Linked DNA regions of Homo sapiens: region 1 is linked to region 2. The links are chromatin loops, found by intact Hi-C in ENCODE. Cell type or tissue: PC-9. All regions are shown on one strand. Each heading gives the region's core, and the rest is flanking DNA. Links, peaks and the distances in the headings are about the cores only.

What was found. Hi-C counts contacts between places; a loop is a spot of excess contacts. Peaks named below come from ENCODE experiments on the same cell type or tissue, not always from the same donor. Only the 100,000 strongest peaks of a DNase experiment are listed, where the experiment ranks them.
Region 1: it touches region 2 in a loop (2.4-fold over the local background); 8 of 110 quality-filtered maps call a loop at or near these places.

The regions. Positions count from the first base shown.
Region 1 is chr6:134,370,775-134,386,053 of GRCh38, reverse strand. No RefSeq gene overlaps it. Among named protein-coding and RNA genes, the nearest start is that of LINC01010, 59 kb to the left of the region's middle. RefSeq lists a silencer at 5,502-5,561. In PC-9, for the core only: no CTCF peak of the experiment used is centred there; a DNase peak (open chromatin) is centred at 6,803; H3K4me3 peaks cover 1,066 bases; H3K27ac peaks cover 1,455 bases.
Region 2 is chr6:134,428,611-134,443,889 of GRCh38, reverse strand. It overlaps CT69 (cancer/testis associated transcript 69), which reads left to right. Exons shown (of 5, transcript NR_125852.1): 5 at 14,675-14,860. It overlaps LINC01010 (long intergenic non-protein coding RNA 1010), which reads right to left and starts at 6,174. Exons shown (of 3, transcript NR_038217.1): 1 at 6,009-6,174. RefSeq lists enhancers at 6,128-6,187, 7,345-7,639, 6,789-7,988. In PC-9, for the core only: a CTCF peak has its summit at 6,362; DNase peaks (open chromatin) are centred at 6,329, 6,699 and 7,539; H3K4me3 peaks cover 1,206 bases; H3K27ac peaks cover 2,554 bases.

The DNA of each region.
Region 1 (15,279 bases), core at 3,539-11,538, 58 kb after region 2:
CTTCCTTCCTTCCTTCCTTCCTTCCTTCCTTCCTTCCTTCCTTCTTTCTTTCTTTTTTCTTTCTTTCTTTCTTTCTTTCCTCTTTTTTTTTTTTTTTTTTGCCTAGGCCGGTCTTGAACTCCTGGCCTCAAGCAATCCTGGCACTTCAGCATCCCAAAGTGCTGGGATTACAGACCTGAGCCACCTTACTCAGCCTTTCTGTTGTTTTGTTGTTGTTGTTGTTATTAACCCTTTTGTGTTTGCATAGTTTTTTGAGTGCCTTGAGGGAAAGATACTTGATAAAATACAAGGTGTTACACAAACATCCACATAGCACAGTAACTTTATAAGAGCTGTTAAACAGAAAAAAAAAATCTGTGCCACTGAACCTCCTTTCTATCTGGCAAGGGCAAACTCAAAAGCACAGATGGGTCAGGAAAGTAACATGAGGGAAGGTGGTCAGTTGAATAGTGTTCGGGTGAGTCTGAGTCCATGACCCATCTAAAACGGGTGGCATCCAGCCACCCTCCCACGGGGCAATGCTGCCCAGGGCTGCCAAATCTCCCAGGTGCCAAAAATCAGATTTTTATATGCAAATTTTCACTTCAACAAATCCAATTTTTGGTTGCTGTTTAAACCCTGTGAGAGCCAAACCCAAACAAATCTATGGGCCAGAGGTAGGTGGTTGGAGGAAGACAGAGACAGGCACATGATATTTTGCATTTGGTTAAAGTGACTCTACTTTTGAATTAATTTTTACTTCTAGCCTATTGAAATCAATCAGAACTGACTGAGTATAATGTTTACCAGTGCCTCACCTAGTCTGTGCTTGGCAACAGCTTCATCCTTAAGATGAAGATGAGATGTGGGCAATAACAGCCTAGTCTTATTCTAGATACTCTTAGTCCTCATACACATAAACTTACAAGCATAGCCCAAAACACTCAGAAGCATCTGGAAAGCGCAGTTCCTATGTCTGCATCACCTGTTGGAGTATTGTTTTTCCTGGACTTTTTTTCAGAAAATAGCTTCGATGTAACATAGAGATTCAAGAGGACTAGTGAATATATCTGCTTCTGACCAAAGTCTCTTTGGGCAGTGCAGTGTCTGATTTTGATTCTGATAATGCAGCAATTTCTCAAGTATGGCAGAGCATGTAAAAGGCTCTAGATATTTAAGCTTGAAATGCCAAAAAGAAATACATGAAACTAGCCTGGGTTGAATAGTATATGGGAAGAGAAAATTAGTGGGCACACCAGCAATATATTACTTTTTTAGAGACAGGTCTTTCTGTGTTGCTCAGGTTAGATGCAGTGGCTATTCAGAGGCACAATCATGGGAAGAAGATCTTTTTCCTCAAGTCAGGTTAGTTAAAGCCACTCTCAGTAGAAACACTGTGGTCCCAAAAAAGGCACTGATGTCAGAGAGTAAATAGGGTCCTTGGAAGGATAATGACACTCCTGACCTAAGCCTTCATTGGCTGTTGTGGAAACCGTCAATATTACTGCTGATTATATTTTATTATTTTATTTTATTTTTGAGACAGAGTCTAGCTCTGTTGCCTAGGCTGGAGTTCAGCAACACTAACTTGGCTCACTGTAACATCTGCCTCCTGGGTTCAAGCAATCCTCACACATCAGCCTCCTGAGTAGCTGGGATTACAGGTGTGCACCACCATGCCCAGCTAATTTTCTGCATTTTTATAGAGATGGGGTTTCACTACGTTGGTTAGACTGGTCTCAAACTCCTGTGCTCAAATGATCCGCCCACCTTGGCCTCCCAAAGTGCTGGGTTTACAGGTGTGAGCCACTGCACACGGTCTACTGCTGATTTTAAAAAGTAAACATTCACAGTAGAACTGTTCCATTATGACATGGCTGATTGATACTTATAGGTATCTACTCTAAGACCAAACAATTCTCTGTGTGTGTTTGCATTACTGGTTTTAAGTCATATTTTTCAAACTGCAGGTCACCACCTATTAGTGGGTCATAAATCAATTTTGTGAATTACAGCCATCACTTAAAAAAATAACATAGAGGAGTTTCTTTTTTTAAGTATCAGAGCACATTACACACACATAGTAAGAAAAAATATTTTTAGTGAAACTTTTATTCAGATACACACACATATATTCTGGATCACAATGAGAAACACATATTCCTTACTGTGGGTCATGGCGAAAGACATTTGAAAAACCCTGGATCATAAGGTAAATTGATATTCCTGTTCCTACTAAAAGCCAGTTGTAAAGGGGAGTTTTCAGTAGTTTTTTATCAAGAGCTAATCTATGCACTCTTTCAATTTGATCTACCCCAATGTTTATGTTTGTTAGGATCAGTGTTGTATTTTTGAAGATGAACACTTGGCAACATTCACTCAGAAAAATACACATATATTTAGTACATAATAACTGTATTTAGTGAAAGACAACTCCCAAATTAAAAAAAAAGAAAGCAAAATCAAAAATAAACTAACAAAATAAAATCAACTGGAAGAATAAATCCAACAAAGGAGATGAACCAGTGGCTTAAAAGAATCTATCATCAAATTTTACTTTCTCTATGTCAGTAACCCAGACCAGTGGCATAAATTCAAAGGCCTGACCTGCCATTTCTCCACCTGAGCAATGGTTTCTAAATAATATCCTGATGACAGTCAATTTGATTTTGAAAAAAACAAACCAAATACATATTCTGTTTAATAATCTTGTTCATCCACCCCAACCATTCCTTATCTAAATGACTCTTTAAAACACACACACACACATACGCATACACACACATATATACACACACACAGAGCCTACAGGTATACATAAATGATTAGGTAAAGCAAAGGGAAACTTGATATAGCCAATCCTCTCTGGGATCCAATTTATTTATCAGCCCACCAAGGTCATAATAGTTATCAAATATTCTGTTTGTTTGGTAATTAGAATACTATGTAGTTAATTAACAAAGCTACCATTAGAGGACATTTCTCACTGCTTTTCATGTTTATTGCATCACGACAGAATAAGAAGATGGTGATGGTACTGTTTCAAGAGTCCAGTTTGCTAAGGCGTACCTGAGATGAGCCTGATATTTATTTTTCTAATGTGGCATACCCACAGGCAATACAGTGTAGAGCTTAGGGCTGTAAGGGACCCACAGGTCATACAGCTTGAACTCTTCATCTTTCTGATGAGAAAAACATGTGGTAATGTCGGCTGGGTGCGGTGGCTCACACCTGCAATCCCAGCACTTTGGGAGGCTGAGGTGGGCAGATCACAAAGTTGGGAGTTCAAGGGCAGCCTATCCAACATGGTGAAGCCCCGTCTCTACTAAAGATACAAAAACTTAGCCAGGCGTGATGGTGGGCGCCTGTAATCCCAGCTACTTGGGAGGCTGAGGCAGGAGAATCACTTGAACCCGGGAGGCGGAGGTTGCAGTGAGCTGAAACAGCACCACTGCACTCCAGCCTGGGGCACAGGGCAAGACTCTGTCTCAAAGAAAAAAAAAAAAATTACGTGGTAAAGTGACCCGCTGCATCCATCAGTAGTGCATTTGCTGTTGCTCTGTAATAACACCCATGTTTGTGTGAGCCTGAACCCCTGTGTTCCATAGAGTCTGCAATTCTACTTTTTGGAGAGAGAGAATGGGCAAAATCTAAGCAGCTGGGACTGCCTTCCACCAGACCTGCTGTATCCAGCCTGCGGAACTGAGCAGCCATCTTGCTGCTTCATGCAGCACATGCTCTGTTGTACAAGCAAAACCGAATGCAGCGAGGCAGGTGAACCACATAGATGGTCTCTGATACACTTCACTTTCTACATTAATCCAAGGACAGTCTGAATCTCCACTCCTGCATCTTAAAGATAAGCTATATAAGTACTGTGTGTGCCTAAATAGGCACGTGCATTCTTTTATACATGAAACATTTATGATGTACTGTGCACGCGCTATGCACCAGGCACAGTGCCAGACCCTTCAGAGAGAACAATAGCAGTGAAAAACAGTAGAATGTTATAAGTGACACCCTTAAGGTACACACATACCATAGTAACTTAAGGGTGTTAGTACAGTATAAAATAGTATAAAATACTGTTTCATGATTTTAGTATTTTAGCATTTAGGATTTTAGTATAAAAATTTATAAAATACATAATATAAACAGTATAAATATTGTAGAGTATAATCATACATACATAAAATTAAATTATACTTATTGTATCCATGTACGTAGGTCTTGAAGTAGGATTCAAAGACTTCAGAGTCACACCAAAATTATTGCCAGCCACCTGAACTTTCACCAGCTAGCCCATATTTTCCAGTTGCAAAAAAAAAAAAAAAAAAAAAAAAAAAAAGTGTCACTAGAAGCAACTTGGAAGAATTTAGAAATCTAAACCGGGCTTTGTGCCCCAGTTTTACTGTCTACTAGCTGAGTGACCTTGGGTACATTCCTCAATCTCCCTGATCAGCAATTGCTCTTCTCTTAAGCAAGCAGTAGATGGTATCTACCTTATATGCTTGTCAAGAAGACTAAGAGGATGCTTGAGTGCAGAATGGCAGCGTAGCTAAAAAGCAGGTTACTTCATCTCTCTGTGCTTCACTGCCTTTCTTGTAAAATTAGGATAATAGTAGAATCCATGTCATCCAATTGCTGTGCAAATTAAATGAGATAATGACACATCTAATGCCAAATAAATTGTAGTCATTATACGAAAGTGTTATGTTAACTATAAAATGCTAGATAAAAGTGAAATACTACTATTAAAGTTGAGCTCAGTCAAAAGAAGAATAGGAACAAAAATCATTCCAAGGTGCTACATATCCATGTGGTGCCTCAAATCTCAAGTTTTCAGGCTCAGCACTCTTTTGGAGGTTTAAATACAGTAGCTGCTTTTGCTACGGTTGTAATGTCATACAGCTCCCTGCTGAAGGTATCTTCCTTTTTGTAGTCTCTCCCCTCATCTTCTCTATTTCTTTCTAAATCACTTCTCAAAGCATAATTCTTTAAGGCTCAGTGTAACTATTTATGTTAGTCCTGTGCATATACAGAAAGAGCAGGTGAGGTAATGACAAGGCTGTCCATCTTAGAAGATGGATGATGTTTATTCTTCCTATTCTTTAAAGCAGTAAATTTTTCATCTTTAAAATGTTGCATCCTCAAAATGAGTTAGGGCAGCATGAGAATAACTTGGAAACTGAAAGCTTATCTGGGTAGAAGGGATGCAATTACCTACAGAATTTCAAATTATAAAAAGAAGGCTCCATATATTTTTCTTGGATTTTTGTTTGTTTGTTTATCTCTGAGCGCTGGAGAATTCCTGCTTTAGTGAGGATTGAAAATTGAGTGTTAGGCTATCTTTAGACTCATTTGAAAAAAATTGTTCAATTTAGGTAAATAATTCATTGGCAGCTGGACATAGTGGCTCACGCCTGTAATCCTAGCACTTTGGAAGGCTGAGGCGGGCAGATTGCTTGAGGCCAAGAGTTCAAGTCCAGCCTGGCAACATTGCGAAACCTCGTCTCCACAGAAAATACAAAAAAATTAGCCTGGTGTTGTGGTGAACGCCCACAGTCCCAGCTACAGAGGCGCTGAGGTGGGAGGATCATCTGAGCCCAGGAAGTTGATGCTGCAGTGAGCTGAGATCATGCCACTGCACTCCAGCCTAGGCGTCAGAGTGAGAGCCTGGCTCAAATAAATAAATAAATAAATAATAATCCATTGGCTATTTTATTTGATTTTACCCATTCAAATAAACATTTAAAAAATAACCAGTTTTTTTTTTTTTTTTTTTTTTGCCAGAATTCATTTTGTTCCTGTTTATACAATAGTTTGTATATGTAGACAAAACTTAATACCTTGTTTGGTAGAAGAAAATGGGCATAACTAGAACATCAGCATTCCTCAATTCCAAACTTGTTCAGTCAATAGTAAGCAAGAGTGTATGAAGATGCACAGGTATTTAGCTTAAACTTTCATAAAGAAAAAGACTACCCATGCTTTTAAATTACTGGCCTTATGATTTTTGAAATACAAGAAGAAAAAAAAAAACAAAAAAGAAGAAGAGAAGGAGGAGGAGAAGAAGGAAGAAGGAAAAGGTTATTTCAAAGCATGGAAAGAAGCAAATGAGAGTCAGGTAAAAATTTCAACTTCAGTAATCCTAATATGCACTTCTGTGCCTGTTGCATAGTTGGAAGACAATTACTTTGGCTTTCACACTTTCCAGTGAAAAGGGCTATTCTGACTTAGCCGTCCTGGAAACACCTGCATCTGTTGTGTAATATTAATGAACTTGAATTTGGAGTGCTAGCACTGTACCTCTCTCTATGAATAATAGGGCACACATAAATGATTAAAACAAGGGAAACAGAAACCTCCCCAGGATCAAATTCATTTATCAGCCCACCAAGGTCACTGACCTCAATAACCCAGGGCCTAGCTACTAAAATGATTAATTGATCTATTCTTTCATTTCACTTATTTAATTTGAAGAGGGCTGAAGTGAAAATATTTTCAATGAATTGACCTGTAAGCAATTGTATTTAGCTTGCTGCATCATCCAAAACACATATTAGTGGCAGTGAGAAGCATGAATACATGCTATTAAACAGATAAAGGTGAACAAAGAAACCACAGTGAGACAGGAGAATAGGGTGTGGAGGCCGGGAAACTAAGGCCGATTTGTGCTGACTTCCTATAACTGAATCAAAAGGAAAACCCCACCTCTACACACTGAAGTAACAAAAGGATCAGAGGCTACTCCCTTTGCACTGTGTGGCAGATGATAAATGGAAAGTACCTCTGATCGGCCCCCTCGCATAACCAGTCAGACTGGTTGTGGGCCTAGTCTTCATTTGCCTAAGAGTGTAACTTTGTTACTTCACTTCAGCCTCTGATTGGTCGCCTTCTGCAACCAATCAGACTGGTTGTGGGCCATTCCTTCATTCACATGGGGTGTGACCAAGTAACCAATGGGGAAATTCTAGAGGGTATTTTTAAACCCCAGAAAATTCTGTAACAAGCGCTCATCAGCTGCTTGCTTCTGTGGCTCCCTCTCTGTGGAATGTACTTTTGTTTCAATAAATCTGTGCTTTCGCTGCTTCATTCTTTCATTTCTTTGTGCGTTTTGTCCAATTATTTGTTCAAAATGTCAAGAGCCTGGAAGACTTGTAGTCAAGACCCTCCATCAGTAACAATAGATTTTCTTATGCATCTTCCTGTTACTTAACTTGTTATCCCTGGTTTAGAACTCTCCTTATAATTCTCCATACTATTATAACCTCAAAAGGTGTACTGATAAATGAATTGAAAGAATATCCTGGCAGATATAGAGATTAAATTGGATTTCTATAAAGAAAATATTTAAGAAATTTTAAAAATGTGTTTATATTTACAGTCATTGTGGGGTGGAGGGTGGGGGTAGGGAACTTGAGCAGAAGGTCATTTTGTTTTTGTATACAGCTGACAACTTTCATCAGATATTGGTATGGCAAAGATAAGCCTGGAATTCTGTTTAGAGTAACGGTATAAAAACCTGCAGTGATCACAAAGTCATAAAATTAGGAGCATGTAGGCTTATGGTTAAGGAGAAGACATGATTAAGATAAGCTTTAGAGAAGAGGCTATGAGGAGGAAGCAAATTTACTTAATTTTTAAAATTTCATAAATAAGTAAATTGATAAATAAACAAATAAAAAAGGTGTCCTTCACTTTAGTCAACCAGTATGCTCAAAAGGACTTTCAAATTCAATTTTCTTTTTGACATTTGAGACATTCCTATTTCATGGAAAAACCTTGAATTATCATCCCATATATTCAAATATTTTTTATCAAGTTGAGTTTTATTTTGGGTTTTCTTCAAGTGAGGAACCCCTAATACAAGTTATATTTTACATTATAAATGTTTGTATATTCTAGTTTAATTTGCAGTGAACATTTGCCCTAAATGAGAACTTAAAATGTATACTAAATGTAGCATTAAAAACAGTTGTTTGCATTTTATGTCACAGCCCATCCTTGACAAAGACACCTGCATGAAAAGCAGCAAATTTGGATAGCAATACCAGTAACCAGCTATAAAGTTCTGTAAGTTAGTTCCTTTTGTGAATTCTCTGATTGATTGATTGATTTTGAGACAGAGTCTCGCTCTGTAGCCCAGGCTGGAGTGCAGTGGGGCAATCTCAGCTCACTGCAACCTCCGCCTCCCAGGTTCAAGTGATTCTCCTGCCTCAGCCTCCCAAGTAGCTGGGATTACAGGGGTACACCACCATGCCTGGCTAATTTTTGTATTTTTTAGTAGAGACAGGGTTTCCCCATGTTGGTCAAGCTGGTCTCGAACTCTTGACCTCAGGTCATCCACCCGCCTCTGCCTCCCAAAATTTTGGGATTATAGGCGTGAGCCACTGTGCCCAGCCCCCTCATTTATATTAGAAAATTATATCACAGGCTGAGTGTGGTGGCTCACACCTGTAATCCCAGCACTTTGGGAGGCCAAGGCGGGTGGATCACAAGGTCAAGAGATCGAGACCATCCTGGCCAACATGGTGAAACCCCTTCTCTACTAAAAATATAAAAAGTAGCCGGGTGTGGTAGCACGTGCCTGTAATCTCAGCTACTCAGGAGGCTGAGGCAGGAGAATCACTTGAACCCAGGAGGGGAGGTTGCAGTGAGCCAGGATTACGCCACTGCACTCCAGCCTGGCAACAGAGTAAGTAGTGTAGGTACATAAAATTAGTAATTACCAACAAATTATATAATTTTCAAAAAATAAGAATATGCATGGCATATTATAGAAGTGTTGAGAAAAATACAATAATAAGGCATTTTAGGACAAAATGAAAATATGGTTAATTTAGATTTTTAGATCTAATAAAACAAAGGCAGATGGTAGGGTATGATTCCAAAAATTGCTTCTCTTTCAAGTAGTTACACCTGTGGATACAATGTCTATCACCATAACTTCGACTCCTGAGCAAAATGAGAGTGATCATAAGTGGAATCCCTAGTAGGTATATCAATCAGGGCCCCAACAGGAAGCAAGTGGCATACTCCAGGAGGGTTGAGTAAAGGGACTGTTGATAGGGTATAGGCAGATGTGGGAAAACCACAAAGAAGAGTGACATGCTGGGGCTAGTCACAGCAGATGTTACAACCCTGAGGTGTAAAGGAGCAAGAGGAGAGAGTGTGGAAAGGGTCACCTTGAGAGGAGTTATGGTCTTTGCTCGCAATCATGCAGCCAGCCCAAGCCAACTCTGTAGGCAGGAAGCAGGGGAATGTGGGACCAGACCGCACTGTGATCTTCCTTCTGACCTCCTGCAGGGGCTCTCCATTGGACAAAGCCAACCAGAAACCAGAGGGCAAGTGAGATTGTTAAAGTAATTACACAAGTCTGCCTCCAAGACAGACAACTTTGGTCCAGAAGGCAGCAAAGAGGCAAGGGCGGAAGGGCGGAAATGGAAGCTATTTGGCACCATGAACACGGCATGTACTGGTCCATATAATGTCTTTTATCCCACTTTTACTGCTAATTATCACATTAAAAAAAAACCTTGCCCTGGCATAGTGGCTCATGCCTGTATTACCAGCATTTTGCAGGGCTAAGGGAGAAGGACTGCTTGAAGCCAGGAGTTTGAGACCATCCTGGGCAACATAGCGAGACTTTCCATCATCATAGAAAATTGTCCACTTTAATTTGCTTCAGATAAAATGAAGCCTAATAATAATAATAATAAGTCAAACTTCCTCAAAAACATTGCAATGAAGAATTCTTTGGGCACATTCTGATCACGTTTGGAAATAAAGAAAAATACTTATGAAGATAATTAATTCATTGCCTTTTGGATGTGACTACAGGCAGAGAAGACAACATAGCATAGAGAAGGAGCATGGACAAGAGAAGCTTTCGAAATGCATTTGAAGGACTTGAATTAAATATCATTTGGGAAGGAAAAGAAGTTGTTTGATTTGGTTTTGCAATTGGACTGAATGGATGGAAGAAACCCTCATCATATGTGATAGGTAATGCTACCAATGTTACCTGCAATAGGACAGCTTCACTACTTCCTGATCCTGAAACACAACAGAAATCTGATCCTAGCTTTGTAAATATCTTTACCACAAGTAGGTTACCATTCATAGACACCAACACTCAGTGCCAGGCACCATCCTAGGAGCCATGGATACCATAACCAATAAGATAGACACTGTCAAAGCCTTGGTATAAGGTTTGTTCAGACAAATCCTATGCAGAAATTCACTATATTTACATAAAAGATAGAAAGTGAATAATGACAGGCTGGGCGCGGTGGTTCATGCCTGTAATTCCAGCACTTTGGGAGGCTGAGGTGGGCAGATCACCTGAGGTCAGGAGTTTGAGACCAGCCTGACCAACATGGAGAAACCCCATCTCTACTAAAAATACAAAATTAGCTTGGCGTGGTGGCACATGCCTGTAATCCTAGCTACTCAGGAGGCTGAGGCAGGAGAATCGCTTGAACCCGGGAGACAGAGTTTGCGATGAGCCGAGATTGCACCATTGCACTCCAGCATGGGCAACAAGAGTGAAACTCTGTCTCAAAAAAAAAAAAGGAAGAAAGAAAGAAAGTGAATAATGATAAAAGTCTAGCAAGTAGAGCTGCTATGGTTTCATTAGTTGCATGGAGCCTGGAGCCCTCTTGGCTTCCCCATTCCTTCTGCCCTTTAGACCTAGCACAGTAGTACGAAATCACTGTCATGAGCTTCCCGTGATATATCATCCTCAGGGTTGTGGGATCTCAGTGTCTCCTGGAAGGACTAGGCTCAAATAATCTCAGAAAAATGTTTGCCTATAATTCTCATTTAAAGCTTTTAGAGAATTATTTATGTCACTAAGCTTTGGAATACTTTAGCTTTATCATTCATCCATTCAATCATTGAGTGCCTTCTATATGTAAACACTAAGAACATAGTGGTGAAAAAGACAAGAGTCCCTGCCCTTTTGGAATGTCCATGCTGGCCGGGAATATAGACTTTAGACATGTAATAACACAATTAGTTATTTAATTGTTGTTGTGACAAGTGCTATGAAGGGAAAGTACAGGATTTTTTGTGGGGCTGTGAAAGTTTTTGTGAGGAGGTGGCATTTGTGCTTTATTGGTTGATCAGTAGACATTAATTAGTCCAGAGATTGCAAACTCAAATTCCTTTAAGAGATCAGGCAGGTAACACAAATGTGTGCATCTGGCAGGGGTAAGACAACAAGAAATATTAGAACTGAAGGCCCACTGGAGGAAGTCTACTGGCCTTAAGGCATTCAAATTCAAACTTCAGTCATCTCTTGGCTGGCCAAAGAAAAGAAGTGTGCAGCCAAAGACAGCAGAAGGGCTGGCAGTCTGCTGCGATGATTCAGGCAGGAGGACAGCAGGAGCAATGGCCCTGAGGCAGGAAGAAGCCCATCTGTTTCGATGAACTAAGAGAGCAACTGCAGGTGAAGTCTGGAGCCCTCAGGAGCAAGAGTGGTTTCCCCAGGCAGGTGAGGGGAGGACCATGTCACTCAAGGCCTCCAGGGCAGGTGAGGGCTTTGGTCTTTATCTCAAGTCCCCTCGGATGCACTGAAGGGTTTTAAGCAGAAAAGTGAATTAATTGGACTGGCATTTTTGAAAGCTCACTGAGCAGCAATGTTGGAAAAGTTGGAAGCAAATAAATCGATTGGGAAGCTGTGGTGGCTCCTCATCTCTTCTTCAGTTTTTCACCTACATTATTTACATAACTGTCTTGACGTAGTCTCAACCCTGTATTTCTCACTCCAGAAAACCAAGCTGAATATTTTCCTCTTAGTTCCTGACTCTAAGGAAGGAAGTAGAGTCCGGGGGTCTGTGGCCTGGAGTGAGAAGAAGTGCAGTGCAAACTCAGTACCCCATACACGGAACCTTCTATCTCCTGGCTACTATTAAGTGCTGTAGTGTCGCAATGATCGTGTAAATCCTAAGTATTATGGGAGCATCAAGAACAGTTTCCAACCTGCTGGAGGTGGGAAGTCAGCTAAGACTTCACCTACAAACCTAAAAACTTGTGGACTTTATCATTTTGTTTAGCATTTTAAAAAGCAATTCTTGCTTAAAATAATTCTTAATTAGCTGGGTGTGGTGGCGTGTGAGCCTGTAGTCCCAGCTACTCGGGAGGCAGAGGCAGGAGAATCACTTGAACCTGGGAGATGGAGGTTGCAGTGAGTCAAGATCAAGCCAGCTTGGGTAACAGAGTGAGACTCCATCTCAAAAAAATTAAATAAATAAAATAAAATCATTCTTATTGTTTAGGGATTATCTTGTTCAGACTTTTGTCAATTAACATAAATGTACACGATTATATTACTTGTGTGTATAAAAAACTCACATGGTTAGCTTGTCCACTCTCCTGGGAGCACCATACTTGTTTCTTCAAGAACTAAAGAAAAGGGAAGTGCTGCCCCAGAGGCTGACTGTGAGTCAGCACGTCTCCCTGATGGTTATATAAACATGAAAGTTGAAGTTAGGAAAAAATTGAGTAAGCTAGACACATTTGCTTCTCCTTTTAAAAATGGAAATGACAAGCTCTTGCCACTTTCATATGCAGCCGGACATGGTGTATTTGTGTTTCTGAGGTTATTGTACAAGACGAATTGGGTGAGTGATTTGAAGTTAAAATTAGCTCATTTTTGTCAACTTATTTATTTACTGGTATATTTAGGCTCGAAATTAATTTCTTCCCTTTTTTTTGTCTCCCTACAACTTTGTATAAAACAGGTTCATATGACATTAATCCTACAAATAAACCATTTGGATTAGAAGTCATTTCCTTCATGAAAATTACCTTTCTTGACATAGTAATCATTACTTTTTATGATGTCTGTAAATCTAGATTAAAAATTCTCTAGGCTGGAAATAAGATTTAATTTTAGAGCTATTTTGTCCTTGATTATTGACACAGAATCTTGTGGTGTTGAGCAAGGCAGAGGCTGTGTGCTGCAATCTCTGTTGAGGAGGGAAACTCCCAGTGCTCTGCATAGTGAACTGATCACATAGAAGTTTCTTTAGCATGGGAATGTGCTTCCATGTTTCCCTGAAGAGCAAAGTACAGCGGTAGAATGGCAGATCCGTCCAGAAGTCAGTCCAAAAAGATAGATACCATCATGCTGACTGATTCTTTTTCACAATGCTGCTGTGATGCCTCAGACACAAGCCCAAGCATCTACCAAGCTGCTTCTTCCCTCCAAGTGACAAAAAGAAAAGAAAAGAAAATGACAGGTACCATCAGCCCACTTTTTACCCTGATCTATGCGGTCCTTAGCAACCAGAGTATCTACACTGAGGCACGTTGCTGTGGTTGTCATAACTTTGAAGAAAACAAATCTTCAAAGATCTTTTTTATCTTTTCCAGGAAGATATGTCAATCCTTTGATGGTAAAAAGCATTAAAACTCAAAATTGAGAGGCAAAATATATCATATCCCACTAAAAACTCCTTGAGCCAGATAACTGCCAGCATGTACAGTTAGAAGGGTAATAATAGCTAGTGACTGCTGTGTGGAATGTGTTAAGACTTCTAAATATATTATTTCATTTAATTCTTGCAACTATTTATAGTAAAAAATAAGAGGACTGATGTTAAACATGTTAGTTTTGCCTGCACTAAAAGCTTAAAAGAATTAATAATGAGATACGGAACTATCATACACAAAGCATTCAGAAAAGCATTTGTAAATGAATATCTTAAAGGTATCCTTCAACTGACACTTGTTCTGATATGGCTACTTAGTTGTCTCTAAAGCAAAAAGTACATGTCGAGAGGTACTAAGTAAGATAAGAGTTCTCCTTCCCAGTTCTTGCAGGCCTGTGTACTTAATTTGACAAACACATTGTTCCAAAAGTAAGCCATGGGAGCTGGGCATCATGGCATACACCTGTAGTCCCAGCTACTCAGGAGGCTGAAGTGGGATGATCCCTTGAGCCCAGGAGTTCGAGGCTGCAGTGAGCCATGATCATGCCTCTGCACTCCAGCCTGAGTGACAGAGCAAGACCCTGTCTCTAAAACAAAACAAAAGTAAGCCATGGGAGGCAGATGTAGTAGAATGGGAAAAATGGAAATACTAGCTTTGAAGCCTACACTGACCTTCTACTCATGAGTCCCAGCCAGCAGCTGGGCATTTGGGTGCAGGAGAGAGGGACAAGAATACTTCCCCCAGTAAGAGCAAAATGGAATGCTACAATCATAGCCCAGTGGGCAGAGATGGAAGGCAGAGCTTCAGGCACCCAGACAGTATATGTGGGTGTACGGCCTTTCAGAATGTGGCTTATGGCAGTCGGGTGTTAAAGGCTCACCACAGGCACAGCAGGTCCAACCTAGGGAAGGCCAAGGCTGTCAAGGTATTCCCTGCCCTAAAAAGACTTCGCTCAATGTCTCTCTGAACGTAGGCATCTAAACTGGTAAAGTTCAGACTCCTTAGTGCTTGACACTATGGTACTCTTGGGATCTTGCTAAAATGGTGTTGTGAGTTGAATAGTGTGCCCCCAAATATCATGTCTACCTGGAACCTTAGAATGTAACCTTATTTGGAAAACGGGTTTTTGCAGAAGTAATTAGTTAAGATGAAGTCATCTTGGATTAGGGTGGGCCCTACATCCGATTTCACCGGCGTCCTTAGAAAAAGAAGAAAGGACACACCAAGGTACACAGATGTACAGGGAGGAAGGCCCTGTGAAGACAAAGGTGAAGACTGAAGTGATGTAGCTATGAGCCAAGGAGTGCCAAGGGTTGTCGGGAGCCACCAGAAGCTGTTGGAGGAGACCAGGGTGGATTCCTCTCTAGAGCCGTCAGAGGAAGCATGGCCCTGCCCAACGCCTTGATACCAGGCTTTCAGCCTTCCAGCACCATAAGAGAATACGTTTCTGTTATTTTCAGCCACTTTGTTAAAACAGCCCTAGGGAACTAATACAACTGGTGAAATTAAAGAACTCTCAGGATCTCACTCTAGAGCTTACTTCTCACAGCTCCACATCACAGCCAAATAGCCTTTTTAACGATCCAGATTCCATATCTTGTCAATCAGTTAAAAAATAATAATAATTAAAAAAAGGTCCAGAAAGTGCTCAGCACTTTCCCAGGGGTACTATCCCACCACCTGGAGTGCCCCATCTCTACCCACCCACCACTACATGTCCAGAGCTCCCTCCTTCTGAGCCCGGTGCAGAAGGCATCCCACAGAACACTACCTGATCCCCCAAATCAGACATAATCTTACTGTCTTCAGAAATCTCGCAGCACTTTCTTTGTATTTCACATTGCCCATTTCTACTTC
Region 2 (15,279 bases), core at 2,915-10,914:
TTTTATAGAGCTGGAATCTCACTATATTGCACAGCCTGGTCTTGAACTCCTACTCAGAAGGCTGAGGCAGGAGAACTGCTTGAACCTGGGAGGTGGAGGTTGCAGTAGGCTCAAGTGATCCTCCTGCCTCAGCCTCCCAAAGTTCTGAGGTTATAGGCATGATCCACCATGCCCAGCAAAATACATATTTTTTAATCTTTACAAATACTCATCCAGGTTTGAGGACCACTTACCAACTCTAGTGCTTCCCCGAATGTGCACACAGCACAGCTAAGGATCTTGTTAAAATGCAGATTCTGTTTCAGTAGACCTCAGGTTGGCCTAACAAGTTCCCAGGTGATGCCCATTCTGACAGTTTCTGAAGCACACTTAAAACAACGAGGATCTAAGCTGCACCCCACCTCTATACTTTTGTGCTACAGAGAAGAAAACTGAGACTGGGAGAAGTTAAATGAGTAGTCCAGATCATACAGGCATGCAGTGGCAGCATGAGGATCAGAAACCAGGTCTTTTAATTCCCAGTCCAGGCTCCTCTGCGATTTTACACTGACTCCAGCAAAGAGCAGCCTGTGAGACCTCTTGGTGTTGATGAGGACTGACGAACATGAAGCTGCTTTGGTTCACTCTTTTGTTTTATTATGGGCCCTTTGAATAGCTCATGATCTCATTTTCCACCCCTCTTCAACTTCTCTCTCCACCTCATATCTAACCAGTGGTGTGCTGGTAAGTGCTTAACTACTGACTTTCTGGAGGAAAAAGAAAAAAAAGATCTGATCTGTGATGTTTGCTGACCTCCATGGTATAAATACTCCCACTACGGTTAACGTGAAGCTGGAAAGAGATACACACAAACAGCTCTCATGAAGTAGTGGAGGCCAGCTCCTGCACACCATTGCATCGACGTGTGCATTGCATTGCACACATTGCATCCTCTGCCCCAGAGCTGAAGCCACAGGTCAGGACAATAGCCGGGTTCCAGCCTGACTGCAACGAGTTGGTACTTGGCTAGAAGAAATAACACTACTGCTTTTTAAGCAAGCCAACCTCTAGTGTAACTGGTAAGAGATACTGATTGTGTATGTTTTAGGAATGCTAATGCAAAGAAGAGAGGAAAGATAATGGAAAAAGCATCTGCTCATAAAATAACTGAAACCTTTAGAGACCAAAAACAAGCAAACAAAAATCAACAGATAAATCCCGAAGTGGACAAGTATATAGAGAGATGCCTTTACTTAGTCAAAATACAATCAAAGAACACTGGATCAATTTGGAATTCAAGTCAACAGTATTGGCTGGTTGCTTCCTGTGTTTGGGACATTTAGTGAGGCTCTTGCGCCACAGGTTTTCATTCCATGGGGTCTTACTGTAATTTTTTTTTTCTTCTCCTAGTAGAAACTACTTCTGCCAGGAGATTCACTGGGGAAGATAAGACAAACAGTCTCCTATGCCAGTGCAGAAGTGACTGCATTCCATTTGCCACTGTCCACCAGGTATTAGGTTGGTACAAAGCAATTGTGGTTAATGGGGAAAACTGCAGTTACTTTTATACCAACCTAATAATTAATATTTTTAAAAGAAAAGTTTTGCTATCAAAAGAGATTCATTATAGTCAGCAAATTATACACTTCTAGAGAGAGACTACACACAGTCATGCACAGCAGATGACATTGTACTGAACAATAACTAAAGTCTATACAACAAAAAGTTTACATTGTTTAGACATGTCACACAAAGTAGTGCAAACAGCACTATTACTCTTATTTGTTAAAAATGGTTATACATTGCATAGAAGTGTTATTTTCCCATGTAATTAATGAACAATGAAAGTGAAGTACAAGAAAAATAAGAACAATAAATATGGATTTTCAACATGGAGGAAATTCAGATATCATAAATATTTCTATCAAAAATGACCTTGTTATACAAAAATTAGCCAAGTGTGGTGGCACACACCTGTAGTTCCAGCTACTTGGGGGGCTGAAGTGGGAGGATCACTTGAGCCTAGGAGGTCAAGTCTGCAGTGAGCCATATTTGAGCCACTGCACCCCAGTCTGGGTGACAAACTGAGATCCTGTCTCAAAAACAAACAGACAAAAAATGGCCTTGTGTTTCCCTTAGTTTTCTATTCTCACCTGGTCTCTTTCCCTATTAAAAATTCCTTTTACCAATAAGAAACATTCTCCTCACCCACCACCTAAATGTTTTTACCACTCACTAACTCTCTTGGGGAAAGAGAAGAGTAATTCTTTCCCATTATCTAATTTAGTAAATGGTGCCTAGGATCAGAAACCAGGCTGCTGCAATAAGGTGGATTGTTTTTCTCTTGTTATCAATCCCTGTTGTTCATTGTGACAAGCCAAAAAGGTAATGAAAATCCAAAGATAAATTTTGTTTGAACTACATTTAGCAAAACTAAGTTAACAGATTTAGAAGCAGATAACCATTATGAAATAATCTTATAAGACATATAAGCAAAACCAAATATGAGGGCCGAGGCGGTCGCTCATGCCTATAATCCCCGCACTTTGGGAGGCCGAGGCAGGTGGGTCACTTGAGGACAGGAGTTCAAAACTAGCCTGGCCAACATGGTGAATTCCTGTCTCTACTAAAAATACAAAAGTTAGCTGGATGTGGTGGCACACGCCTGTAATCCCAGCTACTCAGGAGGCTGAGGCAGGAGAATCACTTAAACCTGGGAGGCGGAGGTTGCAGTGACCCAAAATCATGCCACTGCACTCCAGTCTGGGCGACAGAGCAAGACTCGGTCTCAAAACAAAAAACAAAAACAAAATAAACAAAAAATATGAATGAGTTCCAATATCTTCACATAGGGATATCAAGATACTAAATTGAAAATTCCTTAAAGGTTTGTCTTTAACTTACCGGGTAAGTCCTAGACCAGTGGTCCCCAACCTTTTTGGCATCACGGACCAGTTTCATGGAAGGCAATTTTTCCACAGATGGGACTGGGGTGGGGTGGGATGTGGGGGATGATTTCAGGTTGAAACTGTTCCACCTCAGATCATGAGGCATTGATTCTTGTGAGGAATGCGCAAGCTAGATCCTTCACCTGCACAGTTCACAGTAGGGTTTGCACTCCTTTGAGAAGCTAATGCTACCACTGATCTGATAAGAGGCGGAGCTCAGGCTGTAATGCTTGCCCCCTGCTCACTTCCTGCTGTGTGGCTTGGTTTCTAACAGGCCACAGACTGGTACCGGTCAGCGGCCTGGGGATTGAGGACCCCTGTCCTAGATGTTTGATATGGTGCCTACAGAATGCTAGTGTAATTCAAGAGTCGATTTTAAGCAATATTTCTTTGCCACTATAGGCAAGATCCTGAGCAAGGCATTACAACTACATGTAATTCAGGAAATATAAAATAACCTATTCTTTTTTTTTTTTTTTTTTTTTTGAGACATAGTCCAACTCTGTCACCCAGGTCAGAGTGCAATGGCATGATCTCGGCTCACTGCAGCCTCCACCTCCCAGGTTCAAGCGATTCTTCTGCCTCAGGCTCTCAGGTAGCTGGATTTACAGGCGCACGCCACCATGCCTGGCTAATTTTTTGTGTTTTTAGTAGAGACGGGGTTTTGCCATGTTGGCCAGGTTGGTCTCGAACTCCTGGCCTCAAGTGATCCACCCGTCTCGGCTTCAACCTATTCTTTTTGAACACCAGAAATACGCTAAGGATTCATTTTGAGCCATAATCTAACTTTGAATCTAAGGTACGACGACCCAGTTGGCTTAGAATATAGCTCTAATAAAGTATTGTTCTTTTATGCATCCCTGACAGTGAAAAAGTTTGTGAATATCTTGAGCACTAGAGAGATAAATGAAAATGTGAGTGTACAAAATCCAACCTCAAAATGAGAACACAGCCCTGAGCACAGGTCCTGAACAAAAAGCAGAACATCTTTTTGTCAGCCTCACACCTCCTCTAAACCCCAATTTAGAATAGGTTTGGTATGAAGATCAAAATAGATTAACTGTATGGAGAATCTGTAAACCCAAAATAGATTAACTGTATGGAGAATCTGTAAACCCAAAACACCATAAAGGTGTAAAGTGGTATAATTATTATTACTATATGTTTTTACACACCAAAAACCACAGAGTCGGCTTCTGTACAGCTCACAGTGTGAAAAGGTGTGTTTCTTCTTCCAGAAAACATTAAAATTGGTCAATATATGACTTTTTAATCTTCTTATGGTTAATCCAAGTGAATTGTAATTTTCCTCCATGGTAAGGGTTATATTTTCCCCTTTATTTCTGGAATCTTTTTGCTTTTCCTTTCTTCTTTTTCTCTGTCTCTGTATATGTCTCTGTCTTTTTGTTTTTTAAACAAACACCCTCCTTTCCGCAGAAAGCCTAAGGGCCATTATTATTGTTGTTCAAGGGGAAAAGTGGCTCCCAAATGTCAGGCTCAATTCTCTGGCTTTCTTCCTCTTCCAATCTTTGTCCCAAGATGCCTCACTGCATTGTTACTGTTCCAAAGTAAAACCAATCAGTTCTTTAAAAATCTTCTGAATGCCCATAATTTCATGTACTTAGTTTACTATCAGTCACTACATGATACACTTTTAATTTGGCAAATTTAATGTGACAAATTAATTGGACAAATTTAATGTGATGGTCAAATCATCTTGAGCTACGCAATTCAAAATAATAATTTGGATAGGCCTTAGTTTACTTTTCCCCATTTTTCTCTAACAGTGTTCAACAGTTTCGTATCTGCCAAACCTGAGAAAATTCTTCATAAAATTTCAGAGCTTTTGAGCCTCTTTGAAGTGGCAATATCCACAGGGGACCCGATGTGCTCAGCTAACTTGGTAACCTGACCCTATATCCCTGCATACCCAGACCTCTCTATTCGTTTCTCCCGGGCGAATCCCACCTCAGCCCCCAACTCTGAGTAGCTCAGACTACAAGCACAAGCCACCATGCCTGACTGATTTTTGTATTTTTGCAGAGACAGAGTTTTGCCATTTTGCCCAAGCTGGTCTCAAACTCCTGGGCTCAAGTGATCCAGCCTCAGCCTCCCAAAGTGCTGGGATTACAGGCATGAGCCATTGCACCTGGCCTGTTGGCCAACTCTTAATAGCAATTCTTCTATGCTATAGTGAAATAATTAGAAAAGACTACATCCCTAAATATTTTAGGATGCATTAATCACTGTCTTTAACTAATAAATTAATTGAATGCAAAGAGTCCATTCTAAAATATCGGGGAATTTTATCCTTCAACACAGACTTTCTACAGTAGTTTTCAAACAGATTTTGAAGTCTTACGTTACAAATTAGAAAGTAGAAACACATTTCTAATCTGATATTAAAACATTTACAGAGGAAATAATTGAAAATGTCTTACCAGATCACTGTCAGAATTGGCAGTACTAGGCAGTCCTCCTGATTTTCATTCCAGAATTATAATGATAAGAAGGTAGATATTTTTAAGAGAACTAAACAGTAAGTTAATCAGCTATAGTATTCTCAGTTTTTTCCCTGAAGTTTTTTCTCATTATCTCATTTACTTTGGGGACCAATAACTTGTCCCCTTTTTGCAAACATGGGCAGAAACAATGAGTACTTTTTCATTTTGCCTCTAATGCTAAACAGTAACTCCTTGAGGCTAGAACTACAGATCCGTTCTCTCTCTAATCCCCAGTTCCTACCACAGTGACTGGTAATAACTTTCAGTAATTATGTGCACGATGCACATTTCCTTGTTAACTAAATATTTTACTTATTTCGATTGTAACCTGTAACTTTTATAGAATCCTTGCAAGGTGACCAGAAAGCTCTTTTTTGAGGAGCATAATTCTTGTTTGCGCTATTTTTTTACTCATGTCTTTTCCTAGTGATGATATTGTCTCTCCAGCACTCTCTCTCCTCCCCTCAACCCGTCCTTCTCCATCCCTGTTTCTGTAATCTCTTTATCCTAATTATAAGCTACTTAATATAGAAAGAAAATAATTGTAACAAAGGGAAAAGTTCCTTAAATGCATTACCTTTTTTCTGAAATTTGCAACAATGGCAGGATTCTTAGTAGGGCTAGCAAGCACCACTTACAGTTCTTAGGCAAAAAACCGAAGCCAAAGGACATCATCTGTCATGGAGAAAGACCCAATAGGGGAGAATATTTCCAAAATTCACATCATCAACAGCAGTATGAAATGAGAGTGATGCTAAGAGTCTGACATATACCAGCATGTAAGGGCCAGTCGCACTAGTGGGTGTCAGAGGTTACTTCTTCATTCATAGCTAAAAAGTGGAAGATGATTCATATGTCTTTGCTACTGATGTAAACAAAACACGGTGGGTGGACAGCACCCCCTGAGGGAGATGGAGATGCTGGTGAGTGGGTCGATAAGGAAGTCACTCTGCCAGCCGCCTCCTTCTTCCCAAATGTGCACAAACTCCACCTTGTAAGGTGTCCAAGGACAATGACTTATTCCACAGCAGGTGCAAACACTCAAGATTTCAGTGAGTGTCAACCTCAAATAGCTTAGGTGCTGAATCTAAATTCCACAATCTGTCGACCTGACATCGTCCTCTCTTCAGGTGTTTATATGGCCCTGGAAAAAGAAATAGTTCCATTACATAAAAGGAATTACAAAAATAATGCACCCAAACTCCAGAGAGTACTTACAGTCTTGCATCATTTTGCAATAGTTTCAGTTTCAGATCTGCATAGAATGTTGACCAGGGATAAGGTTTAACAAATCTTAAGTATGAGCATTTTGGGTCTTTTATTTCCTTAATTTCATTGAAAATAGCTGTGTCATTGACACTTTTTAGGCATATCATTATATGTATGCTCAGAGTTCACTTCCAAGAGAGTAAAATATGGCAAAGGATCATTTTAATCCAGTTGTTATCTTTTTATTTATACCCAAATTTTGTATATCTTATATGACAATTGATTTCTACTTTATCTGGTTGTATGATGAGGATGAGTTATTTTTTAAAAACACAACTGTTACTTATAACTTAAACCCAATTTGGGCTTCATAAGAATTGTCCTTCTTTCAGGCTAATATTTATGCTAACAATTGTCACAACCATAATGGAGGAAAAAAATATTTTAAGGACAAGAATGTCACTTGAGAATAAGTGAACACCCCCTGTGACCTGGCATTTCTTGGAAGAAAGGAAGGTGCTGTGACATGCCCCTGTCATTCTGAGGTCCTCTGGAAAGGGCTGTCGTTCACAGTTGCCTGGGCAAGGCTGAGCAGGACGCACGTTTGGTGACTCAAAACATGCCGTTAAGAGTAACTAGGGTGGAACGATGCATAGCCACCATTTCAATTATGTTGGGCTATCAAAACTTTCTTAGGCAAAAGATTAAACATGTTTTTCACCAATTGTAATGGTGCTTATTTCGTTGTGTTTTGTTTTTTAAATGAGCTATTGTTAGTGCCTGTTTCTCAGAAACATAACTTACTGTAAGAATCCACACACAGGCTTAGTCACACAGCCCACCCCTCCTTTGTGCGTTTCAGATGAACAAGGGGCGTGTCTGCAGAGCATTTGCCACTGACTCATTGCACTCCCCACACAGTGAGCGATGAGCAGTAAGTGACCAGGAAGATGACAGAATCCCATCATTGTTTTGGTATTTAGAAACTAGTAAACAGTGAAATCTTGTTTTAGCTACAAATAAAAACAAAAATATTCCATTCCTTTCTCTTCTCGAGGGTGTGCATAGGTGGAAGTGAATGTGCTCTTGTATGAGGACACATACACCTCGTTATTCAAATAGGTATGAGGAGACTCCAGAGAGCTGTGTTCTTAAGATCTATGTAGGAATAAGTAGTAGTTGCCAGATAGGGTTATTACCAAGGAAACCTAAGGCTGAAGTATATAAAAATCTGCCCACTGATGACTTTGTTTGACTTTCGGTTTTCTCATTTTAATTACAGGATGCTCTGCAGCCTTACCATCCCTTAGTCTTTCCTCTACAAATATAGTATTCATAGTAATTCACTTAGTTTTCTATGACATTGAAATGAAAATTATAGGTATAAAAATTAGGTTTACAAAAATCATTTGGAATTCTTCTGCACTGAGGATTTGTCTACTCTCTCCTATTTGTTCAGTTCTTTAATCACTTATTTTCATCAGTATGGGCATGTGGATATTTATCTTAAGCTTTGAGTTATAGTCCAACAGCGCACTGTTGATCGATTGATTGATTTGCTTAAATTGTTTCAGTTTTGGCCATTGGGAACTTTTTCAGCCGTGTGTCTTTTTGACATATTCCCATCACTGTGGATTTTTTTTTAATTTTTTTATTTTTTGCTCTCATTTGAGTGCCTCCTTGCCTTCTGGAACTACAAGATGCTGCAGGCTTATCTTAGGTATTCCCTTCCCCGTCCTAAAATCAGCCATGTCTCCAAGTAACCATTGGAGAATGGTATTAGAAATCAAGATTGGGGCCGGGTGTAGTGGCTCACGCCTGTAATCCCAACACTTTGGGAGGCTGAGGCAGGCAGATCACCTGAGGTCAGGAGTTCGAGACCAGCCTGGCCAACATGGTGAAACCCTGTCTCTACTAGAAATACAAAAAATTAGCCGGGCTTGGTGGTGGGCGCCTTGAATCCCAGCTACTTGGGAGACTGAGGCAGGGAATCACTTCAACCCGGGAGGTGGAGGTTGCAGTGAGCCGAGATCACACCATTGCACTCCAGCCTGGGGGACAGAGCGAGACTCCATCTCAAAAAAATAAATAAATAAAAGAAATCAAGATCTTCTTGCTACTGGAATGTTGACAGAACAGGGAAATATATACGTGTGTTCTAATAATTATATGTACACATATCTATAAGTATTTATATATGTAATTATTCGTATCTATATTAAGCTAAATGTGAGTGCATACAGTTGTCTCAACTCTAATCCTATACCACATGGATCATTCTAGCCTCTTTCCTGTCTTTGTATGTCACCTTCCACTCCAACAGTGAGAAACCTGGCTCCCACCATCCACCATCCACTCATTTATTTGCTCAATACCAGTACACATGAATAACGCCCTCAAAATCAAACTATACTCCTGAGATGCAACTTTATTGACGAGAATACAGTGCTTACATACAGTTTATTTTGCCTTTGGTCTTGTAGTCTCCATTCATTTCTAAAGTTGTTTAGGTCAGCAACTTTCCTCCCACCTCCTTCAGGGAAATTATTTTATACATCTGTAAGACACTTAGATTGTTTTGTCATAGCCTGCACTCCATTCTGGGATCCCCTAATATCCTAAGTGATTTTTCAAAAATTTGTATACATTAGGGTGCACAAAAAGCAATTTTTTGTGCTGTAACGTTCTACTCACCACTCAAGGACTCTGGTGTAACTCCCCACCCTGTTAAGTATGGGCTCCACATAGTGACTTCCTTTCCAAAAAATACAGTATGAAAAGGGTGGGGCGGAGGGCAACTTTACAACAGAGAAAGCTGACAGACATCACCCCAGCCAGGTGATCAAGGTTAACGTCACCAGTGATGTCGTGTTGATAGCAAGTACCCTTGATGTGATGTGGTGAGGATGACACTTTACCTCTGTGATCTCCTCAAAACCCATAACCCCAGTCTAATCATGAGGAAAACACTCTAGAAACACCAACTGAGAGATATTTTACAAAATACATGACCAAGCTTGCTCAAAACTGTCACCATCATCAAAAATAAGGAAAGTCTGAGAAATTGTCACAATCTAGACGAGCTTAAGGAGACAAGATAACTCAATTTTTTAATTTGTTTGTTTATTTATTTATTTATTTATTTACTTTTGAGTTGGAGCCTCAATTTATCACCCAGGCTGGAGTGCGGTGGCACAATCTCGGCTCACTGCAACCTCTGCCTCCCAGGTTCCAACGATTCTCCCACCTCAGCCTCCTGAGTAGCTGGGATTACAGGCGCGCAGCACAATGCTCGCGAATTTTTGTATTTTTAGTAGAGAAGGGGTTTCGCTATGTTGACCAGGCTGGTCTCAAGCTCCTGACGTCAAGTGATCTGCCTGCCTCAGCCTCCCAAAGTGCTGGGATTACAGGCATGAGCTGCCACACCCAGCCAGATAACTCAGTTTAATGTGATATCCTGGATAGGCTCCTGGAACAGAAAAGAGACGTGAGGTAAAAACTACGGGTATCTGGCCAGGCGTGGTGGCTCACGCCTGTAATCCCAGCACTTTGGGAGGCTGAGATGGGCAGGTCAACTGAGGTCAGGAGTTTGAGACCAGCCTAGCCAACATGGTGAAACCCCATTTCTACTAAAAATACAAAAATTCGCGTGGCATGGTGATGGGCACCTGTAATCCCAGCTATTTGGGAGGCTGAGGCAGGAGAATCACTTGAACCCGGGAGGTGGAGGTTGCAATGAGCTGAGATCACACCATTGCACTCCAGCCTGGGCGACAGAGTGAGACTCCATCTCAAAAACAAAACAAAACAAAAACAAAAAACTATGGGTATCTGAATACGGTATGGACTTTAGTTAATAATGTATTAATATTGGCTCATTGGTTTTGACAAATGTACCACACTCATGTTAACAATAGGAGAAACTGGGCGTGGGGTGCATTATAGTTATCTTACTTTTCTGTAAACCTAAAAGTATTATAAAGTTAAAAGTTTATTTTAAAAAATAAAGCAGAAAAAATTAGAGCTGATGCCTTAAGGAGAATGGCATTTGCAAATCTGGGGAAAAAAAGAGATTTAGGGATTTTGCTTCATTTGAGTTATAAAACATATTTTTCCTACTAAGAAATCTTCTAGGGTTTTTGATTTTTTTTTGTTAATTTAAAACTGGGGCACTGCATATGAATCTAGCAAGTAGAAATGACCCAGAGGAGCTCATCTCTAAAGATGCATTTAGATTTTTCTTGCATCAAGAATGAGCTGATGACCCCAAAACCTTATTCTAAATGTTAACGAGCATCTATTTAACTGAAAATTGCTATATTCTGAAATACTGTCTGGGTCTCATACTGAGTAATTGGGATATAAGCTCATATCTATTTTTCTTTCGAATTATTCCTTTAAAACGTATCAGACTATGTTATTGGAAGAGAAAAACTGGATTACTCAACCTGATTGTGTCCTCAAAACCTACACAGAAGGGTTTTTGTTTTTATTGTGCTAAAGTATGTATAACATAAAATTTGCTATTTTAATCATTTTTAAGTGCACAATTCAGTGGCATTAAGTACATTCACAATGTTGTATAACCATCATCACTATTTTCAAAACTTTTCTATCAGAACAGAAACTCTATCCAGGATATTCACATTTTGTATAGCCAGTGGTGGACACTGAAGCTGTTTCCACCTTTTGAATATCCTACACAATAGGTTTTCTACGTGTGTTTTCTTAAAAAGAAGAAGAAAAAAAAAAAGGCTGAGAGCAGTGCCTCATGCCTGTGATCCCTGCACTTTGGAAGGCTGAGGCAGGCCGATCACTTGAGCCCAGTAGTTTCAGACCAGCCTGGGCAATATAGTGAGACTCTTGTCTCTACAAAAAAAAAAAAAAAAAATTAATTAACCAAGCATGGCATGTCTATAGTTCCAGCTACTCAGGAAGCTGAAGTGGGAAGATCACTTGAGCCCAGGAGGCAGAGGTTGCAGTGAACCAAAATTGCGCCACTGTACTCCAGCCTGGGCAATAGAGTGAAAATGTTGAACTTCCCTGGAATGCAAAACTTGGCTTAATTGTTGTTAGCATCAGTGCCTACCATTTGATGTCAAATGGTAAGTAAACATGCTGGAAATGAATCCATGAATTTTGTGGCTCTAGAGGCCTCAGACCGAAGTCATAGCTGAACAGGTAACAAATCTTTCAGACTCTTGCTTCTATTGTTTGTTCATTTATGCTTATTTTTGTTTTTGCACAACACTTCTAAATGTTATGCCCTTATATTCCCTTTTCTTTATCCCTGTTGTAGTGACTCTACTATTGTTAATAAACCCTGATCATTCAAGTGATTTATGTTGACTATTAACTAGTATACCAATTACTGTCATTGTTTATAAAAATCAAGTTCTGCTACTGGCACAATTTAACCAGGCTCTATATATGATAGGAACGTGAGCTTGAGGAGTCACAATTGCTGGAATTTGCTTGGGGAATTTGCCTGCCCCAAATGAAGCTCCTCTTTTCCCTTAACCTAGCTTCTCAAGATTCTCTCCCTTAGTTGAAGATATTACTCGTTACCTAATCATCCAAGAAAGACCTCAGAGAATTACTCTTGACTCCGTCCTCCTTCTTACTCCCTATTATAAATCCCACATAGTTTGCCTTGTGTAAATATTTTTCAAATTACCCACCCCCCATTCCCTTTCCTGCTTCCACAGCTGTGATGGAATCCCTCAACTTTCTTTTCAATATTTCCTGTAGATTTAGACAAGAAGGAACCTGCCCCTGGGTGTGGGGCTATAGAGGGAATGGCATTTCACAAATACTTGCACACACACACACACACACACACAAATGGTTGAAGAACACATGGTTCCTCTGTCATTCAGGACCTGATGCTTAGCATTAGAAGAGTCAACTCAATCCCAAACATCCACTCTCATGACTAACAGTATTCAAACCCCAGGGAAACACATCTCCATTTGTCTTCTCCACATCTCTTCCCTTAACGATTCTCCAAACAGGATGGGCACGGTGGCTCACACCTGTAATCCCAGCACTTTGGGAGGCCAAGGCAGGCGGATTACGAGGTCAAGAGATGGAGACCATCCTGGCCAACATGGTGAAACCCTGTCTCTACTAAAAATACAAAAATTAGCTGGGCGTAGTGGCGCGTGCTTGTAGTCCCAGCTACTCAGGAGGCTGAGGCAGGAGAATCTCTTGAACCGGGGAGGCGGAGGTTGCAGTGAGCCGAGATCGCGCCACTGCACTTCAGCCTTTAGCCTCTTGACAGAGAGAGACTCTGTTTCAAAATAAAAAAAAGGAAAGAAAAGAAAACCATTCTCCAAACAAAAGGCAACTATCTGAAAGCTATTAAATTGTAGGTTGGGTCATTACCTACATAAGAGAAAAACACTGCTTCCTTCACATTGCAGAGGAATTTCAGCAGGCAGGTGTTTCGGGAACTGGAAAGACAAATTAATGAACTTGCTGTTATAGATTAAATGGTGTTCTCCCCAAATGTTTATGTTGAAGCCCTAACCCTCAGTACCTCAGCATGTGACCATATTTGAAGAAAGGGTCTTTAAAGATGTAATTAAGTTAAAATGAGATCATTCAAGCTGGCCCTAGTCTCATAAGACTGATTTTTTATAAGACGTTCGGACACAGACACACATAGAGGGAAGACCATATGAAGACACAAGGAGAAGACAGACACCTACAAGCCAAAAAGAGAGGCTTCAGAAGAAACCAACTCTGACAACACTTTGATCTTGCCACCCAGTCATTTTGTTATGGCAGGCTTAGGAAACTAATACACTTGCCAAACTCTTCCTCTCAGAGAGCATAACAAAATATTGGTTCCCAATTGTGCCAGTTTCCTGTTTCTCTTTGTATTCTAATTTATGGTTCCTAGTAGCACCTCCACATTCTGGCCCTGGTCCTGTACCTGAAAAAGCTCCACCCTGGCCCTCCTCTGGCCGTGCCTTTCCTCACAGGCCTAGTAGTACAGAGGGCCAAGGTATGCCTACCTGAAGCCCATCTCTCTTCCCACTCTAGATTTCCCTGCACAAGTAGTCCTGGGCCCATTGCCAGGACCTGTACGGGCCTCGTCCCTGAATCCTTTCTCCTAACGATTGATTATGCCACCACTCTGCACACCACTAAGTCTGAGAGATGGCCCAGAGCAGCTGTTTGTGTGTGATATGGTCAGAGCTTGAACATGCAGACTGGGATATCCATATGCAAGTATGCAAGATCCCACAAGACATGGGGGTGGAGCTGAAGGTGGCAAGAGAAGGGGGTGTGAAAAGTAGGAGTGAGAGCTGGGGGCTGGAGGACAGATTTACTTACACTTTTTTACTTATTCCTTCTGACATGGTTCTCTGAGAAGACCAAGAGTTCTAAATTTGAACGTGACTTTCCAGATCAACAACGTATATTCACAAGATTAGGAAATAGAAAATGTTTGATGTTATTGTTTGTTAATATGATTTACACCTTCTAAATATTTAGACACATGTTGTGTGGGTCTTCACATATTGCTTCAGGCCCCACAAATATTAAGAGCAGGCTTGGTGGTTCTAGAGGAACTCTTGAATTAGAGCAGTATTTTCTATAGTTGCTCATGGAGAATGGGGAACATTTTGCAATACTAAACAATTCATATTACTCTTATATTTGTATCTACATAGGTCTAGACATAATATGTGAAGTATGATACCAATTTTAGTATCAGCAATAGGTGAATATTAAAATTAAAATTGCAAATAGTTGTGTTTTGTAAATATCATAAAGGCTTTTTAAAAACTCAACAAAAATTTTAGCTAGTTGAAATAATTTTGATTTAAATTCTTATTAGATATTTATTATAATTTGTATTTTACTTTTAATTTTAATTATTTTAAATATTTCAGATGAAAAATATATTTTAGGAGCACATATAATTTTATTTTCCTTACTGCGATTTTGTATTTTTTGACAAAAATACATTACATTTTGTACACATTGATTATAATTACACTTTCTGTTTTATTCCTATAGAAAAAGAAAAAAAATGGCATTATGATACAAACAGAAAATGTAACAGTGGAGTGCAGAAAATACAAAAAAAAGGAAAAAATAAATAGAAAATCTTCAAAGAGGCAATCTGTTTAAATCTTCAAGAACTGGAAACAGTAAAAGTGAACAGGTTTTTATTGAGCATGTCAATAAAATGTTTGCATAAGACTTTACAAGTGCTTTATTTCATGAGGTTTTTATTATTGATCAAAGCAACGAAAATGAACGGGAAATTCATTCTCATCAAATCTACAACTTGGGAGGAGGTCCGATGAAATCCCTGGAAGCTCACATTTTTTATAAATGAAGAGTTAATTACCGGTGGGAACAATGAGAACCTCTGTGGTTCTTCCTGATGCTTGGATCCTCCCAGACCTCTGTTTCCAGTCTCCTTCTCCACAACCTGGCCTATGCGATGCAAGTGGTCTAACTGATCTCCGCCTAGGGAAGGATCCTTCGGCAACTTGCCGACAAGAGAAGCAGCGATGCCCGAGGCAGGTCCAAAGGAGCACTGACTGCGTGGGATTGATTACACTGGAGGAACAAAAGGTCCTGTGGCTACACAAGTTTGAAAAGCAGAAGGTACA